2 separate regions of the Homo sapiens genome follow, and region 2 is linked to region 1. The links are chromatin contacts, found by Hi-C in ENCODE. All regions are on one chromosome and are shown on one strand. Each heading gives the region's core, a stretch centred on a gene start or an enhancer-like site at or near the end of the contact. The rest is flanking DNA. Distances are from core to core; before and after follow the strand shown.

The links. Hi-C counts contacts between places; a loop is a spot of excess contacts on that map. Pooled maps may share reads with other maps.
Region 2: a pooled map shows a loop between it and region 1 (20-fold over the local background). The contact joins the promoter of FBXL19 here to the promoter of TAOK2 in region 1. A Hi-C loop is called at or near these places in 6 of 50 pooled maps.

Annotation. Positions count from the first base shown.
Region 1 is chr16:29,971,829-29,976,015 of GRCh38, reverse strand. It overlaps TAOK2 (TAO kinase 2), which reads right to left and starts at 2,148. Exons shown (of 16, transcript NM_016151.4): 1 at 1,368-2,148. TMEM219 (transmembrane protein 219) reads right to left here. Exons shown (of 6, transcript NM_001083613.2): 6 at 2,968-3,066. It overlaps LOC124903762, which reads right to left and starts at 2,394. Exons shown (of 2, transcript XM_047435036.1): 1 at 2,236-2,394; 2 at 1,381-2,019. The coding sequence starts at 2,394. The coding sequence ends at 1,381. RefSeq lists enhancers at 1-256, 1,058-1,187, 894-1,665 and a silencer at 2,089-2,458.
Region 2 is chr16:30,921,948-30,925,861 of GRCh38, reverse strand. It overlaps FBXL19 (F-box and leucine rich repeat protein 19), which reads right to left and starts at 2,290. Exons shown (of 11, transcript NM_001382779.1): 1 at 1,403-2,290; 2 at 1-131. The coding sequence starts at 107. FBXL19-AS1 (FBXL19 antisense RNA 1) reads left to right here and starts at 2,593. Exons shown (of 1, transcript NR_024348.1): 1 at 2,593-3,914. RefSeq lists enhancers at 2,372-2,531, 2,572-2,661, 2,284-3,251, 2,692-3,511, 3,252-3,914.

The DNA.
Region 1 (4,187 bases), core at 899-3,398:
AACAATGTTATCTCCATTCTACAGATGAGGAAACCCGTATCTATCTGTTCCTAAGCTATGCTACCAGTACATCCCGTCTGCAATGTACAGCAACAGGGCTTTAAATAAGTTCCTTCCAGTTCTTGGTCTTCTCTTCAGTGAAATGGATTACAGCATGGAGCTGTTGTTAAGATTTTAATGAGATCTCATACTTAGGAACACCATGCAGACACTCAGCATATGGATTTTTCCTTCCCTGCCTCCAAGGTCCCCACAAAGCTTTAATCCTTTGGGGGATCATTCTACCCCAACAGCTTGGCTTGAACAGTTAAAAGATGCCACTAGTGCTACCATTTGTCAGGAGAGAGCCCTCTCAGGAATCCAGGCCAAACCCTGGGATTGGGGTAAAGATGAAGGTCACAGTGGATAGAAAACTCCATGAGGCAGAGGCAAAAGCCAGAGGCTCCCATCAGGAAAAGCTTCTGAGTAGAGCCCTCCTGGAAAGGAAGCTCATCTCATCCCCATTCTTAAACCTCACCCCAGCCTGGACTCCTAGGGACCCCTGGCCGAGCCCAAACTCAGAGGAAAAGAGATGGCAAGAACCAGGCATGCATCAGGGAAAGATGTGATTGAGGACTTGAGTTCAAATTCTGGTTCTGCCACTGTGTGACCTTGGGCAACCTCTCTCGGCCTCAACGTTCTCAACTGTAAAATGGGAAGATGCCAATAAAAGAGGCCCCCACAGGGTGAATGCGGGGATGTCACATGAGAGAATGGCTGTCAAAGCACTTTGTAAAAGACAGATCGTTTGACAAATGGATGAGATTATTGACACCATCACAGCAAGAGGTTGGAAGGTAACTGCAGCTGGGGGAAAACATTGCCAGGCACCTCCAAGCACACACACACACGCATACACACAAACACATATACACACACTTCCTTGCAAGGACAAGAAATCCAACCAGACCAGGCCTGAAAAGCAGATAAGCAGACCCACCATGGGAATCAGAGGCATGGGAATCAAAACCACAGAATAGCCAGGAGAACGGGACATATCAGGGAGGAGAGGTGGCTGTGAGGGGCAAAGTGAAGGAGAGAAGACTGAAGTGCAAATCCATCTGATTAGCTGAAGCACCCTAGGGTGTGAACGCCGGTGACATCAGAGACCCTGTCACCTGAGGTCCCCCACCAACCAGACACAATGAAGGGAAGAGGAAGGGGAAGGGGGTGGCAACAGAAGGCAAGGCTAGCCAGAGGCTGACCACTCGCTCAGCTGGGCTTCCCCATCCTGAGAGGGCCTACCCAAGTCCAGCTTCTCAGAAAGGCGCACCCTTTCTTCTCAGAACTAGACACAGGGACCCGCGCCCCTGCACCCCGTGTCTCACCTGGTAGGGGTCACTATGGTGCCCCAGCGCCTCCGCTTCCGCCTGGGGTCCTCCAGCGGCTCTGCCAAGCAGGGAGAGGGGCAAGGAGACCTTTCCCCTTGCCACCTCTTCCTCGGCTTTCGCCCTTCCTGAGGGGCGGGCCCGGGAAGCCTCCCCTGGAGGGGAGGGGGTGACAACCTAATCTGACCTCGCGGTCCAGTCCTCCCCCTCGTCGAGGGCGACAGCTGCCGAATTCCGGATTTCTGATTGTGGGGTCTGAACCCCGAATATCTGAACGGGATGGAGACTGAATCCGATATTTGAACGCCCGGGGAATGAACCCCGGATACTGGTGCACGCAGGGGCCTGAACCTGATATTTGAAATTCTATGAAACAGAGACCCAGGTTTAGAGAGGTTGGGACCCGAGTCCCGGATATCTGGACTATGAGGACTGTTACCCGGGTATCTGAGAAAGGAGGAGGGGCAAAGCCTGGAAATTTGGGACCCAGGGGCCTGAGCTGTAGGTCTTCGGCCACCGACTGGGGGCCCACCCCGAGGACGTCCGGCCGCACGGCCCCTCTCACGCCGGGGTCCGAGGGTGACAGCCCCCACTCCCGCCCCGGCCTCCTCCCTCTCCCTTCTCTCTTCCGAGAATAGCTGAACGATTGTAGCTAAGGTGCTGCTGACGGTCCCCGCGCCCTCTCTGCCTCTCCTCTTCTCCGTCTCAGCCTCTCTCCGCACCACAGCCCCGGTCTCGTCCCGGTCTCCCTCTCCCTCTTCCTCCCAATTCCAAGATGGAGACCGGGCGGGAGCGCGCAGGCGCGGTAGGGACGCCGGGCTAAAGGGGGCGGGGGCGCAGAGGACTCAGCCCCGCCCTCTCTCCTCACTGCCGCGGCCTGGGAGACCGGCAGCCGCCAAGCCCGAGTGCGCGCCCGCCCCGCCACGCGGACCCCAGGCCGGAGGAGGCGGGGAGAAGAGCTAGACTTGCAAGGGGAGGAGCCCGGCACTCTGTCCCACGACTGGCGGTGGACAGAGCTGCAGCGCATGCGCTCGCCCCGCCTTCGCTCTGAGCCCGAGCTTGTTGCTAGGGGAAGCTTTGAGGGGGCGCGGGTGGACGGACAGCAGCGGCGATCTGCGACTGCGCGCAGGGTGGAAGTTGGGAGGGGCAAAGGAAGCTGCTGCTGGGCGCGGAAAAGGCGGGAAAATAGACTGCTCCGAGGTTAGCAACCATCTAACCTGGAAAAGGGCCTCCAAGTGCGAGGAATCTTTGCGCGTCGACGCTGGGAAAACTCAATCGGTCAAATCTCTTACGGAAATTGAGGCGCTGCAGGTTGCAAGACTTGCCAAGGTCACAGTGCATTTATGTCACAGCATTTCCATGACCTGACACCCCACCCGCCCAACTAACTGTAATTATCCATTTTATTTCGTAGAAGAAAACAAGACAGGTGTTTACCAAAGCCAAGTCAACCATGGGGAGAGCTCAAGTAACCTATGCCCTATGCCAACCTGTGTCCAAACTAGAGAGTCAACAGGAAAGAGTCCCCCAAAACTTCTAAGCCTGCCTACCCTAAAATCCCCACCTCAATCCAACCCCCAATAAACACCATACACGCCACTGGGCAAAAAAGCTTTTTATTTTCCCCCACATTCCAGCTCTTCACTTTTTCTAAAACCTTTTCCAACTCAGAGCCAAGGCCCAAGAAGTTGATTCACACCTGGGGAGAAAGAAAATAAAACAACAAAACAGGTCGAAGAGCTGCTAGAGGAAGCTCTGAGATGTGTGCAGAAATTGAGGAAGGAGCAGAGGGAGTGACAGCTAGAGACCAATACGGGCATTTAATCCCAACTAAGGTAGCCTCAGGACCCCAGGGTCTGTCAGGGGCCAGGAAGCCCTCCTTTCCCAGTCCAAGGTTGAGAGGGTCCTGTCATTTCCTGTCCCAAGTAGGTGGTTGGGGCATTTAGGCCCAGCCATCAGCAAAATAAGCACAGTTGATCTTGAGCTTCCACTTCCTCTGGCCTGATCAGTTCCCTGGGCCTCAACTATTTCCACTTTTCCCATAGTAACTTCCTAGGGCACTGCAGCCAGCTGAAGCTGAGACCAGTTCAAGAGCTGGATGCATAACACATGGCTCTCAAATTTCATGCACCCCCCTCTGACAAGTGAAGATTTTTTGCAGAAATATTTTTTCCTTTAGTGAGCTGATGTGTGAACTGGTTAACCAACATGACCCCCACCCACTGCTACGTTTGTGAAGCTGATTCCCTCCAAAGATCTTGTTAACGGAATCAGCTTTTTCTAAAGGTAACGATGACTAAATGGAAGACAGAAGGTGCATGTCAAGTTCTTGGGCACATACTATGTCCCCAGTAAATGAGTATCATCAGTTAGACTCTTCTGAGCGGTTCAAGTTGAATTTTACAAAATTTCCATCATAAAACTGGGTATTGGAATTTCAGGACAAAAGCAAGACAAACATGGTTCATATTCAGGACAAATCATCAAATGTGAACCCTCTTAACTCACCATTGTTACCCAAATGCTTGGATGTGAACTAGTTATGAGTCTTAAAATCACAATGTTGCTTGAAAGAAGTCAGCCACAAAAGAATGTGTATGATTCTGTCTACATAGTTTCAAAAATAAGTAAAACCAAACTATATTATTTAGGAATACATACATGGCAATACATTATAAAGCAGGACAGTAATTTCTAGGGAGAGAGAGGGCATTGTCAGGAAGGAAGGGACCATGGGGGGTTTCTGGACAGCTGGTAATATTCTACTCAGTGGTATTTATAAGTATCCACTTTATAATAATTTGCCAAGCTGTCCTTTTA
Region 2 (3,914 bases), core at 1,041-3,540, 950 kb before region 1:
CAGAAGTGGCAATCCCCGCACTCAGTTCGCACACAGGCCCGGCAGCGGCGGCAGCGGGTTCGGCGTCGGCGCGCTCCGGCCCCCGGCCCCCGGCTGCTCGACGACATTGGGGGCGTCAGCAACGCCGAGGGCTGTAGGTGGATGGTGGCAGGGTCAGATGGGCCCACTGGGGCCCTGGCCTGGGAGACCCCTGACAGGTCCCTCCACCTACAGGCAGCTAGAGCCTGCCCTCTTCCTCAGGGGGACAAGGAGGTCACCCCCTTCTGTGTATCTGGGGGCCAATCCTCTACTCAAGGCCTGTCTCCCTGCAGCAGCTCAAGAGGAGCCCAAGAACTGCTTCCTGGCCTCGCTCCTCTACCGCCTCCTCAGGGTCCCTTCCCTAGCCCAGGGAGCAGGAGGGGACACCGAGGCCCTCTCCTCTGCCATCCCCACACCGGAGCTCCTTGGAAAGGCCAGGCACTCCTTGTCCGTGGTGTTAGCTTGGAGAGATCCCAACTCTTCCCCTGTTATCCGAGTGTAGAATATCCCAGGCTCTCCCCAACCTCAATCTGGGGTAAACTGCCCAGATTCACCTCCCAGATACCCAGAGATTCCTAGACGGAAGCTCCGGACTTTTCCTCCCCCCCGCCCCACCAACCTTTTCATCCACAGCAGCCATCCAATCTCTCTTCCCCTCAACCCAGTTATCCTCACCAGATCCAGCGAGATCCTTGCCCCCAAGTCCCTAACGATCTCCTCTGCCCACTAACTCCCCAGAGCTCTGACAGCCCTGGAGATGCTTCTTCAGAGACCCTTCTCAGCCCAAGATCTCAGCCCCTCTTGTTCCCCACAGGGTTCCCTCCTCCAGGACACCCTCCTCTTGGATCCCTCAGGTCCACCTGGGCAATCTCCCAAATTCCTTGGGATTCTAGAATCCAGCCTGACATCTTCCCAGAACTGAGGATGGGCTCAGTCCTAGGACCCCCAGCTTCCCGGGCTGCTTTCATCCCTAATCATCTAGAATCCCTTGGGCTCCCCCTCCCATGGAAACCAGATCCTCCAAGATCCCATGTGGAATTAGAAGCCTGGAGGGTCTCTTCCCAGTCAGTCTTACCCCAGATTCCCCCTTTCCGGGGACTTTCATACCCATCCATGGGGCTAAGGGGCCCTCCAGCGCTCCAGGGGAGGGGCCTGGAGGGCGGCGACTGCAGGCGGGGGTGGGGGCTTTCAAGGGGAAGCAGGGTCTAGGAAGGAGGGCCAGTTCCCCAGGGTGGAGAGGTCATAGGAAGGAGGGCTGGAGATGAGTTTGGAGTAGAGAGAGGGTGAGGCTGGGGGCGGGGAAGGTAGAGAGAGGCCGGGCTGAGGATGAATGGGAGTGGGCGCTGCCCAGGTCTGGGGGTGAGGAGGAGCCGCATGAACCCACCTCACACGTGTCCCGGGAGCCATCTCTCCCTTCTCGGCAGCTCCCGGCGGGTCGGCGGCCATCGGCGGCGGGGGGGCCGGGCGGCGCGGGGCGCGGAACGCTCAGAACGCCGGGGTCCACGGCCCCCCGAGGGCGCTCGGCCCCTCCCTCCGGCGGAGGCCGGGACGGCGGCGAGTGGAGATGGGGGGCGCCGGGGGCGAGGCCCTCCCACGGGCTGCGGCGCGGCCCTTCCAGGGGGAGGTCCTGCTCTGGGAGGCTCAGTCCCTCAGCCCCCCCAGGCCAACGGGGGCTCCTTGGGCGCAGGGTGCTCAGCTTCTGCCCGGGGCCCACTCAGTCCCGGGTCCGAGTCCCAGCTCCCCTCCCCCCACCCCGCCCCGCCTCTCCCCAGCGCCCCTGGCCCTTTAACTGGCCCCTTCCCGGACCCCACTGCCCAGGGGTCCAGTGCCAGGCCTGGGCCCCCCCCACCGTTTCCGGGGTTCAAGCCCGCCCACCGCCGGTTCCCGGGGAGGGGGGGGTCGCTGTAACCTGCCCCCCTCCCCTGGGCCCGCCCCTGGACTGCGACCCCCTGCCCTACGGCTGCGAGGCGAGCGGAGGGGGAGGTGAAGGAAGCTGCTCCGGCCCCGCCCCCCCCAGCCCGCGCGCACCCCCGACCTCTCCCCCTCCCCCAAGCGCGCGACCCTCGGGAGATAGGGATTTAAATAAAATTTGAATAAATCCCCCTCCTCAAGCGGGAGGGTGGAAGGAAAGGATAGAGGGGGAGAGGGAAAGGGGAAGGGGGCAGTTGGGGTGTCTCAGCCCCCCTGGTCCCCCAGCCCCGCGCTGCTACGGCCCGGGGCCCTGGCCGCCTCTCTCATCCCTCCTCAGCTCCTTCCTCCTTCCTCCTCTCTTCCCCCCTCCCCTCCCCTCCCTCCTCCTTCCCTCCTCCTCCTCCTCCTCCCCCTCTTTACTCCCTCCTTCTCCCAGAGGAACCCCGCCCCCTTCCCCCTCCTTCCTCCACCACCTCCACTTTCCAGGACGAACGCACGCAGGGCTCGACGGGAGTTGTAGTCCTGCGGCCACTGATGCTACGGGGGAACAATAGGACGCTGGGGACAGCGGGAACTACAAACAGGACGGCGGAGGGCGTGCCCAGCCGGGAGCCGAGGATGCCGGGAGTTAGAGTCCCGTTGCCCCGAGGCTCCCAGTTGCAGAACATCGAGAAGGAGAGGGAACGATGACTACAAACAAGATGGCCTTCTCCCCCGACCCGACCTCCTTCCCAGGCACTCACACGCCCTCCTGTCCACAACCCTCCGCGTGTGTGGTACCTGACGGGAGTCGCAGTCCATCTGCTGCCTTCCCGCTGCCATTTCTACTCGTCAGGAACAATGGAAAGGTGAAAAGGAAAGAGGACTACAAGCAAGATGGCGGAAGAGGGACATACACCTGACTAGTAGTCGATCTTACGAGGTGCGATGGGATTAGTAGTTTTATAGCCTTCCAGTGTTCCTTAAGAATGGCGGAACCAGGAGGACGAGGAGACTACCGTAAAGATGGCAGGCTACCTAGCCTCTCCCGGTCTCCGCTTTCCACCACCTTGGGCACCTCGCCCGCCTGTGGTCTCGAAATCCCCCCCACCAGTGGCGCACGGCCTGACGGGAGTTGCAGTCTCCCGGCTCCCGTCTATCATCTCAAGTCGAGACAATGGAAGGGGATGGGGCGGGGCCACCGGCAAAGATGGCGGCTGCAGGGCCGGGGCGACTGCGACATGGGATGTGTAGTCCAGGCGTCTGGCCTCTTCCCTGCGGAAATGAGGGAGAGGACTACGAAAAAGATGGCGACCTCGCCCCTCGACCTCTGCGCCGGTGCCTGCTGGGAAATGTAGTTCCTTGCCGAGTCCAACAGAGAAAGGACGTCGCTGTTGAAATGTGAATCCCGGCGGACACGCCAAATTGCGAGGCGACGGAAACGGAAAGACTCTTTTCTCCTCTCTCCGCCACCGGCTTCTGAACAGCCTGGCGGGAAATGTAGTCCCAAGCTTTCACTCGCGAGTGGAGGGGAAGGATTTATGTCACCAGTGGGGATCAGTGCGGGTGGGGGAGAAAAACGTCGGGCGATCCGGGAATAAAGAATGTCCGCCTCTCCATGGGGCGAGGACTTCGCGTTTCAGGGGAGGGCCCTTAAAGGAAGGCAGCAGGAATCAGTCTTGTCGAACAGGGGGGCGTGGTTCTCGTCGAGAGTGCATTCACACTCTTGTTCCCTAGAAAGCCTGGGCACCTCCCACTCGATTCCTGCTCCTCAGACCTCCGGGAATCAGTGTCTTACAAGACGTGCGGGCTCCGGGGAAAAGGACCTGGAGTCACAGCGAATCCCCGCCCCGCCCCGGGAAGCCACCAAACCTTGCTTTTTCTCATCTGCAAAATGGGGACAATGGGGATAATGATCCCCACCTCGAAGCACAGTTGTGAGTGTTAAACAAGCCAATGTTCTTGTCACCAAAGTGCCCAACTCTGGCACGGGGCACGCGGTGGTA